Linked DNA regions of Homo sapiens: region 1 is linked to region 2. Evidence: chromatin loops called from intact Hi-C (ENCODE). Cell type or tissue: mammary epithelial cell. All regions are shown on one strand. Links, peaks and the distances in the headings refer to the core of each region. The heading gives the core; the rest is flanking DNA. Region 1 has its middle 540 kb from the start of IGFBP3. Region 2 has its middle 730 kb from the start of IGFBP3.

The links. Peaks named below come from ENCODE experiments on the same cell type or tissue, not always from the same donor. Only the 100,000 strongest peaks of a DNase experiment are listed, where the experiment ranks them.
Region 1: a loop joins it to region 2, with 1.8 times the contacts of the local background. A loop is called at or near these places in 2 of 110 quality-filtered maps.

Annotation. Positions count from the first base shown.
Region 1 is chr7:46,453,913-46,459,300 of GRCh38, forward strand. No RefSeq gene overlaps it. Among named protein-coding and RNA genes, the nearest start is that of IGFBP3, 540 kb to the left of the region's middle. In mammary epithelial cell, for the core only: no CTCF peak of the experiment used is centred there; a DNase peak (open chromatin) is centred at 2,549; H3K27ac peaks cover 809 bases.
Region 2 is chr7:46,652,302-46,657,689 of GRCh38, forward strand. No RefSeq gene overlaps it. Among named protein-coding and RNA genes, the nearest start is that of IGFBP3, 730 kb to the left of the region's middle. In mammary epithelial cell, for the core only: CTCF peaks have their summits at 2,665 and 2,872; DNase peaks (open chromatin) are centred at 2,480 and 2,780; H3K27ac peaks cover 2,389 bases.

The sequences.
Region 1 (5,388 bases), core at 337-5,336, 200 kb before region 2:
ATGATCGCCATTCTAACTGGTGTGAGACGGTATCTCATTGTGGTTTCGATTTGCATTTCTCTGATGGCCAGTGGTGATGAGCATTTTTTTCATGTGTCTTTTGGCTGCATAAATGTCTTCTTTTGAGAAGTGTCTGTTCATATCCTTTGCCCACTTTTTGATGGGGTTGTTTGTTTTTTCTTGTAAATTTGTTACAGAATGGGAGAAAATTTTTGCAATCTACTCATCTGACAAAGGTCTAATATCCAGAATCTATAATGAACTCTATGTTCTTTATATAATTGAAATACTTGACAACAAACGTCCATTTCCTAAGGGCTGGTTAATAGTCATGTAATAGAAAACCATGGAGTCATTACCATAAAATCTGAAATTTGTTTTAATTAATGTTCTTCAGAGTTGGCATTTTTTTTCTCTTCTATTCTTCTAGGGTTATTCTTTGTACAGAGGATGAAGAAATCCATGTGCACAGATTGGACTTCTCCCTTGGGCCGCGGAGATGTTCCCAACTGTCTCCCGGACATTTCCAGCTCAGAGTCAACAGATGATTGGAGAGTTATCTCATCTGCTACATATTTACTTAGTCACATCTCCTAACTGCTCCAATCACCCAAGAGCAAAATCTAAGTGTCTGCCTTAATAGTTCTTATCAATGCATCACCATTCACAGATGTGCATGCACTTATACATACACTCCTTCAATCCATCCTACGTGGTGTTGATTGTATCTCCAATACATTCTTCATAACCCTTCTTTCTTCTCTGCCTTCTACAGTCCCTATCCTGGACAAGACACTAATAATTTCTGAGGGGTATAATTTTAATACATTATTCTCTGAACTCCCTACTGACAATTCATGTTCTTCACATTGCAAATAAAGTTCTCGCTCTCTAAAATGGCAGTTGATTATGTTACTCTCTTTGTATTTGTTTTATTATTATTAATTTCAATCTTCTAAAGTCCCCCCACTGCTTATACTATAGCAGCCAAATTCTCACAGCCCAGAGCTTGGCTTTCTACATTCTGCTCCTGGCAAGCTCAAGCTCTGCAGTTCCGTCTCCTTCTGTTTTCCCGTGGCTTCCCAGGCTGCTGTTCAGTCTTCCTGGAGTCACTCCTGATTGTCTTGTGGTTGCTTGCAGCCTCCTTCTCTGTGCACATGGCATTTTCTGTGCCAGAAACACTGCTAATCTATTATGAGCCTGGTCAGTTTCTGCTTATTCTTCAAGTTCCCTCTCAAGGGGACACTTCTGTAAGTCTTCTTTCAGCATCCTGAGTGGAATTGATTACCACCTGCTTCATGTGTCTTATGACCTTATGGAATCCCTCTCACAGTCCTTTTTCATTGTAATGTCCATCTGCTCCAAACAGACCGTGCTCTTCAACAGTGAGGACTAGGATATACTCCATAACCTAGCCCCACACCTGCAGGAATAGATGTCTTAGTTTAGATTCTACCTAAAAGTAGATCCTGAAGCAAGATCTTAAGTGCAAGAGGTTCCGTTTGGAGGTGATTCCCCAAGAAGCACAAGAGAGAGAATAGGGAGGTGAGGCATGGGAGGAAGGAAAGCTGTAAAGGCTACTAATCAGTGGGTCATCCCTCCAGGCAACTGGGATTCAACTGGACAGGGTGCACCTGAAGAATCATATAGAACATTCCTCATAATACACTAAATCTTATTTTGTCACATCTTATAAATTTATCTTTTGAAGTCAGTCCAAATGAGAGTGGTCTTCAATTCTACATGACCTCTATTTAGATACTGGAAAATAGCGAATGCGCTCTCCCTTTAACCCTAACATTGTCCACAGCTTTGACAGTCACAAACTCTTCATCATAGGGTCTCACTTTTACAAACTCATTCCATTTTATGGCTGTACCATATAAAAATAGTGCCAAGGGCTAACACGGTGAAACCCATCTCTACTAAAAACACAAAAAATTAGCCCGGCGTGGTGGCCAGCGCCTGTAGTCCCAGCTACTCTGGAGGCTGAGGCAGGATAATGGCATGAACCCGGGAGGCAGAGCTTGCAGTGAGCTGAGATTGCACCACTCCACTCCAGCCTGGGCGACAGAGCGAGACTCCATCTCAAAAAAAAAAAATAGTGCCAAGGATTACCCACGGTGCCCTGGAACCTAAGCATGCCAAGGTGTGTGGTGTGGCAGAGAGTACCAGACACTTCTTTGCCCAGGGCTCTAATCAAGCTGCTGGAGTGAAGCCAGTTGTCGTAGTCCATTTGACTCACACACTTCTTGGATCCAATCTGCACACCCGAATTTTGGCTTATGATATATATCAACCTGCATTTCTTCTTGGTTTTCCTTGTAAAATGTACCTATTACTGTGCTTCACAAGAATTCTTGAGAATCTATTCAGTTTAGCCCAGGCACTGTGCCTGGAGTTAGAGAAACAGACACAGACTGAACAAGGGCAGGGCCTGTGAGGTGCTCACACCACGGCAGGAGTCCAGATGTGTCCAGGGTCAGAAAAATGCTTAAGGGAAAGGCTCAGCTGCAGACATGGACAGAGTGTGTCTAGAGACTGAACATGCAGCATAGTCACGTGAGACTTTCCCACTGGCATCTAACTTAATGGAATGTTATGCGTCAGTGTTATGGAATTGCACATGAGCCAAGAGAAAAAACATCCCAAAGATTTTGGTTTTAAGTATTCAGAATATGTGTTTTGCTTACCAAGCCAAGCTATGCTTAACCATGGTATCTAGAAAGGATTTGTTGATTTCTAGATATTCAGTGATTCCATTATTTAATATAAAGGAGCTAATAATAATAAAATAGCTAATTCTTAATGGGAGAAGTATGTAAAAGAAAAATGTGAAATAATTTGCATCAATATCATTAACTTAAAAGATAAAATTATTGAAACATTTATTTTTCTTAGTTATATAATATTTGAGTTTTGTTTAAAGAGCATGTATTATCTTTATAAATCAAGAAAAATACAGTAAAAAGTAGAAAAACAGAAAATTCAAAGACATAAAGAGACTCACAATGGTGACTCGCAGGGGAAGGCAGAGAAGCACAAATAAAATATTTATTATTATATCTCACATCTTGAGTGTTCATTGTAACTATTGTGTTAATTGGTACTCTCCCTGTAAACACCCCACGAGTTCTTACTGCCTGTTGCACAAACAACTCCAATTGACTAAGACCACAGCACTTCGATAAAGAGTTTAATTGACATGAGGCCAGCCATGCCACCTGGAAGACAAAGTTATTACTCAAATCAACTCCCCCAAAACTTGGGGGCTAGGGTTTTTCCAGAATAGTTTGGCGGGCAAGGGAATGGGGGTGTGGATAGTGGTTCTCTTCTGGGTGGGGCCACAGGATGGCTGGTGGGTCCAGGTGGAGCCATCATCATTAGAAATGCAAAAACCTGAAAAGACATCTCAAAGGCTAATCTTCAGTTCCATAATAATGATGTTATCTGCAGGAGTAATTAGTGAAATTTCATATCTTGTGACATCCGGAATAATGGCTGGTAATTGTTTTTAAGTCTATACCTTGGCAGAATTCAGGCTTCTCATCCATCTAACCTGATGGTTTTTCACTAGCTTTACAAAGTCAGTTTAGTTTTGGGGAAGGACTATTATTATTATTTAAACTATAAACTAAATGTCTCCCAAAGTTATCTTGGCCTAAACCCAGGAATGATTAAGGGTAGTTAAGAGGTTAAAGGCAAGACAGTTTTGCTAGATCAGATCTCTTTCACTGTCATAATTTTCTCACTGTTCTAATTTTGGCAAAGGTAGTTTCATCCCAGGAGCTTTAAAAGTGCTCACAGAAGTGTGTTGGGACTGTAGGAAAGTTTAAATTTTCCCGTTGAAGTCTGGATAATTTGAATATATAAAACAAACTGATAATAGACAAATTAATAGGAAAAATGGCATGCAAATATATTACATGCACATGTGTAAATGGAAGTCATAAAAAATAAGAAAACTCAAAGAAAGGACCAGATGGTACAAGTTTCATCCATCCTGAGGTTACAGAAAGAAGAGGGGCTTGGAATAGGGCAAGACAGGTTATGGGAAAGGGAATAAAGGAAAAGTGTAGGGCAAAAGCAGTTGGAAACTTCACGCAGATGAAACCCCAGGTAGCAGCCCTCAGAGAGAGTAGATGGTAATCAGTGGTAATGGTTTTCATCAGACCATTAAGGGTATCAGACTCTCAGTTAATCTTTTCTAGATCCAGACACAGGGGCCTCCAGAGAAAGCCTACTTGCATCCATTGTTTATTTCACTTTATTTCCTCTACTGAGGAAATTTCCCCCACAAAAGACAGCTTTGCAAGGCTACTTTTATCTGCAGGACCTCTGAACAGCCATCTCAAAATATGTCAAAGAAGTATATTTTGGGGTTAAATAGTTTTGGTTTCCTTTAGGACCATTAGAAACTCCTAGACTAGTCGTAGTAGCAGTAATAATAATAATAGTTACTAACTTACAGAGAAGTTTGCTTGATCTTTGCAGATATGGGAATTGTAGCCAAATATTATTCTTGATACTTTATGAAAAGGCAAAAATTGCCCTAGAATGAGTGTAATAAGATGTTAAAATGGAACTTCTGGCTGAAATATAAAGATATCAATTTCCAAAGTAATGTGTTAGACAAGATTTACAAAACATGTGGCCAAAAACTGGTTAGAATGGCTTTAATGAAGAGGTTGGTGGGGCAAAAAATAAACAAATAAAAGTGTGTGTATGCACTCTTGTGCTCCACACCCATAGAGAAAAGTTAAAGAAACAAAATTGAGCTTTTATAATAAAATCCGAATTAGCATGCTCTATGGGAGAGGGTTGATTTGCAGCCATGAGAGTCAGCATAGATTGTATTGATCTTGCCTTCTTGGCCTGGCAAAAGTCCTCAGTTTGCATGTTAAAAGAAAAACTTTGAATACATTAAATTTAACAGAGTTTAATTGAATAAAGAACTATTATCAAATTGGGCAGCTCCTAGAACTAGAATAGGTTCAGAGAGTCTCCAGGGCTGCCAAGTGATCAGATAACATTTATGGACAGAAAAAGGAAAGTGACGTATAGAAAATGGAAGTGAGGTACAGAAACAGCTGGACTAGTGACAGCTTGGAATTTGCCTTATTTGAGCATGGTTTGAAAAATTGGCCAACTGTGAGTGGATGCAATGCAGCCACTGTGATTGTGACTTGGCTATTTTTTAAGATAGTAGATTCTAGTCTATTTATATATCTAGTTAGGTGTAACCATGTATGGAGAAACCTTTAGCCTGAACTTCAAATGTGTAAAAAGACGGCGTTAGGATAAATTTAATTTAACAGTATGTCTGCTCTCCGATTGTTACTGGAAAGGAGTCCTAATCCAGACCCCAAGAGAAGGTTCTAGGATCTT
Region 2 (5,388 bases), core at 287-5,286:
AAAGAAACATTATTTCAGAAGAGACAAGCATTGTTGGCCAGGAAGAAACAAAATGAAACACTCCAGGCCACTCCACATATTCCTTAAGTGAAACCTGCTTGTCTGCTCACTCCATAAATTATTGGGCTGTCTGCTGTGAGCCCTGGCGTTTACATGTTCATGTATTACATGAACATACTTACCAACCTAACCCGTGGAAATATTACCAGCGGTGATGCAAATGGACCATCTGCCCTCACCAGACACATGAGAAAACCAACCACAAGAAAGGGGGCTGGGGGAACTCCTGGGACACTGAACTCAGAAAAAAACTAATATACTTTGGGGAGCAGGAGAAAACGCATTAAGCAGATTTAAGAAGATGTTGCAAGTATGAAACAAGAATGGCAGCTTTGAATGGCAGAACAAAGAGAAAAAAAGGTCTTAGACATTGTAAGAAATACAGTAAAAAAACAAGTGTGCATGCTCGATAGTCAGATGTTTACTTTGAACACTAAGTTGATTATTAACAAAACTCAGAACTCAAAGAAAAAGTTGGAAAACATGAGACAAAATAATAAAAAAGCATTGACCATATGTCTAAGAGTTAAACATACATCTAAAAGATCAGGTCAGGGATAATGAAGAAGAGGTAAAATATTGAAAAAAGTAAAAAACATATCTGGAAGCTAAAAAATAACATAAATGCTTTGAACAAGAGTCCTTTAATACTGTGTTGGGTGGTTGGATGAATTAGGAAAAGACCTTATTGGGCCCACCTAGAGCCAGTTGATGATTCCAAGTTAGCAAGAAGTTCTGAAAATCTTTCAGTATTAAAAGAATCATAATGAATACCAAGAAGTGGATGTTAGTGTAACATGAGAACTCCCTGAGAAAAATCCCATACAAATATCAGTGTGGCTTCACTTGTGGATTTTTGAGGGAGAATTGCCTGAAGAATTGAATTTTAGTGAGCATCTACATGATTCTCTTTCTGATCTCTTTCTGGAAATACTTACAATGTAGAAGCATAAGTTAGAAAATCAAAATGTTAAAGACAATAGAAAAAAGTTATATTGGCAGGGCACTGTGGCTCACGCCTGTAATCCCAGCACTTTGGGAGGCCGAGGCGGGCGGATCACGAGGTCGGGAGATTGGGACCATCCTGGCTAACATGGTGAAACCCCATCTCTACTAAATAATACAAAAAATTAGCCAGGCGTGGTGGCAGGCGCCTGTAGTCCCAGCTACTCGGGAGGCTGAGGCAGGAGAATGGCATGAACCCAGGAGGCAGAGTTTGCAGTGAGCTGAGAGTGCGCCACCACACTCCAGCCTGGGTGACAGAGCAAGACTCCATCTCAAGAAAAAAAAAAGTTATATTTGCATGAGTGAGCACACAGACAAACAATTGCTAATTTATTCATTTCCATTGAAACACTTTCTGAAGCTCTTAGGTACCCAAACAGATCGCCAGGACCTAAAGATGATGTAGAAATGGGGGAAATCCAATGCTTGCCCTTGCAAAAAAATCATTATTCAGTAAAAACAGGTTAAATACACAAATATCTATAATAATAAGCAGAATGAGTTGTCAGACAAGGGAAAAATGTATTTGTCAGTGTTCTTCAGAAAAAGAGAACCTGTAGGATATATGCGGAGATTTATTATGAGGAAGTGGCTCTTGAAACTACAGAGGCTGGGAAATTCCATGATCTGCACTCTGAGAGGTGTAGATCCCAGAAAGCTGGTGATGCAAATTAATCCAAGCCCAAAAGCCTGATTACCAGAGAAGCCAATGGTATAAATCCCAGTCTGAGGGCCAGGGAAGATGAGATGAGATGGGATGTTTCCGCTCATGCTGGCAGAAGAAAGAAGAGGCATATTCCTCTTTTCTTTGTCTTTTGTTCTACTCCAACCCTTCATGGATTGGGTAATGGCCAACCACATTGGGGTGAGCAATCTGTTTCGCTGAGTCCACAGATTCAAATTCTCATTCAACTCAGAAAAACCATAAAAAACACACACAGAAATAGCACTGTGCACCTCATGATCCAGTCAAGATGACATGTAGAATCAACCATCACAAGTTCAAACTTTGTCAACTTGGCACACAAATGCCTCACCTCAAATCATAATTAATCCTCAAATAAAAACAATAACAAGGTCACAATGCCACTGAACGTGATACACCTATCCTATGTACTACCAGTAATGCACTAACTCCTTCCCCAGAAGCAGAGGTAAAGCCCTGAGTGATGTTTATTCTTCTCCTTGGTATTCTATAACTTAAATTTTATAATGTAAATTAACAATATTTAAATACTACAATACGAAATAAATACATCTTATGTTACAAGGCAACAAGATAAGACAGAATAAAAGATACACATACATATGCATAAAAACATACTCAGAACAAAGTAAGGAGAAAGTGCTTGTGACAATTGCAGTCATGAGTCATTTTTCTGTAACTGGTCATGTGTTTGTAGCTGGTATTTATAACTACCTTCTTCCACTATCCATTCTGTATTCCCTTTGACTTTAGCAAGCACCTCAGCCAATTGTGGTTCTTTACCTGGTAGGATGACCCAAACCTTCATTCCTGAAGGGTCTGGGCCATTAGATGGCCTGAATATATTAGCTTTTTGTGGTTTTCCATTGACTTTAATCACAGGACATGGTAATATTAAGAGATGCTCTAAGTATTCCAGACATACTCTACCTCCACTAGGGAGTAGTAGTTCAGTGTCCCCTTGGTAATCTGGATCAGTCATGCCAGCCAACACAGTAAATTCTTGGCCTGTTGACTCAGAAGGGAGATCCCAAAGGTGGTGGATGGCACTCTTAACTTCCTGTTTAATGAAATCATGATTTTGTCTTCTGGTGGGAACATTTCTTTTTCCAGGATGAAGACTTCTAGGTCAGCAGAGCATAAAGTCATGGAAGCAGGAAGAAAACATTTTGCTAATGGGACACTAGGGGAAGTCATGAGTAGTGTCACTTCAATTTTGAACCTTGATTTCTGGACCTAAGAATTTTGGCTATCAGACAAACAGCACCAAATATTGGATGCTGATTCAGAACATAGTCTTCTGGAGAACACTGCCTCAACCCTCAAGGTATTATCACCTAGCTGGTCCTGTAACCAAGACTTCAAATGGCCATTCAACCATTCTATCAAGATGGCTACTTCAGGATAGTGGGGGATGTGGTAAGACTAGTGAGTTCCTGAACATGAGACCATTGCCACATTTCTTAAGCTATTAAGTGAGTTCCTTGATCAGAAGCAGTGCTGTATGGAAAAACATGATGGTGGAATAACATGAAGACAGGATTTTGCCCCAAAGTGCTAAAGCCCTAAAGACAGTTGAGGCATTCTGTGAGTCCACCAAAGGTAGTCTTGACAGAAACATTCAAGAAAAGCAAATCTATATCCGGAGTAAGTATATATTCCAGGAAGGACAAAACATTACCCCTTCCATCATGGAAGCTATCTAATATTATCAACCTGCCACCACCTAGCTGTCTCATGACCCCAGGAATGATGCTATGGGGCTGGGGGCTGAGAATCTGTTCTGGTCTCTGCTGCTGGCAGATTGGACACTCAGCAGTGGCCATAGCCACTTCAGCATCAATGAGTGGAGTCCCTGTTGCTGAGCCTATGCATAACCTTCATGCCTGCCACATGGCCAATATGTTCATGAGTCCATTGGTTAATAACAAGGTTGGCTTAGAAAAGAGGCTAACTGGTATCCAAAATATGTCATCCTATCCACTTTATTATTAAAATCCTCCTCTGCTAAGGTCACCATTTGATGAGCATTCTCATGAGACACAAATATCTTCCCACTTTTTCTCCATTCAGGGAAAAACTGTCCTCAAACTTCTCTGTGACATTTTCCAATCGTGCTCCTTCCAAGTCTCTGACCATTAGGCCAAAGCATTAGACATCAACTGGTATATAATTGTATGTCTAGCCACTTCTCCTTCCAAACAAAATGGACAATTAGATGGATGCCCAAAGTTCTGCCCACTGGGAAAATTTCCCTTCACCAATGTCCTTCAGGAATGTCCCAGAGGGTGGCTGCAGTGCTGCAGCTGCCCTGCATATCATGCAGAATCATCTCTAAACCAGGACTGAGTCTTGTCTTCCTCTGTCAACTGATTGTTGAGAACTCCCCAGGAGCCCACAGGTGTAGCTGAGAGACAGAAGGTAATGAAGCAAGAATGGAGACCATGAAAATTTGAACCACTTCTTCATGTAACTTATTTGTGCTTTCAGGGCCTGCTCATATACCCCAAGTATATGCCACCTTCATTTGATGATGGAGTGTTGCTGCATGCAGCCAACTTGATGGCTTCATGGGTCAGCTAATAGTCAGTTCATGATGGGCAGCTCAAGTTGCTTGGTAAATTTGTGGCTTACAATTAAACTGTCAGTTGCAGAAAAAAAAGCTATTTCTCAAAAGGAGAGCAGTTTTCTGCAGATGACGATAGGATCTTGCCCCAAAGTCCTAAAGGCCTGTGCTCTAATTCATCTATTGGAGCCTAGCAAAAGCTCCAAACAGCATCGCCACCCACTATTGACACTTCAAGAACCACTGGATCTGCTGAACCATATGGCCCAAGAGGCAGAGAAGCTTGCACAGCAGCCTGGACCTCTTGAAGAGCCCTTATTCTGGGCTCAAATCAAAACCAGCAGCTTTTCAGGTCATTCAGTAAATGGGCCAGTGAAATACACCAAAATGATAAATATATTACCTCCTAAATCCAGAGAAGCCCACTAGGCACTGTGCCACCTTCTTAGTTGGAGGAAAGGCAAGATGCAACAATTTATCCTTCACTTCAGAAGAGATATCTTGATATCCCCACACCACTGGGCCCTTAAATATTTAATTGAGTTAGAAGGCCCCTGAATTTTTGTTGGGTTTATTTCCCACCTTCTGACACACAAATATCTTATCAAGAGGTCTAGAGCAGCTTCTACTTTTTGCTCACCAGATCCAATGAGTGTCATCAATGCAATGGACCAGCATGATATCTTGTAGACAGGAAAGGCAATCAAGATCCCTGAAAACTAAATTATGGCATAGAGCTAGAGTGTTAATATGAGGCTGAAGTAGGACTGTTAAGGTGTATAGCTGGCCTTACCAGTTGAAAACAAAGCTGCTTCTGATCAGCCTCTGGACAAGTATAAAGAAAAAAAGAATTTGTCAGATTAATAGCTGGGTACCATGTATCAAGAGATTTGTTAATTTGCTCAAGCAATGAAGCCACATCTAGTCCAGCAGCTGCAATTAGAGGTACCACTTGATTAATCTTACAATGGTCCACTGTCATTCTTTAAGATCCATCTGTCTTTTGCACAGGCCAAATAGAGACAAATGAGGATGTGGTGAGAATTGCCAC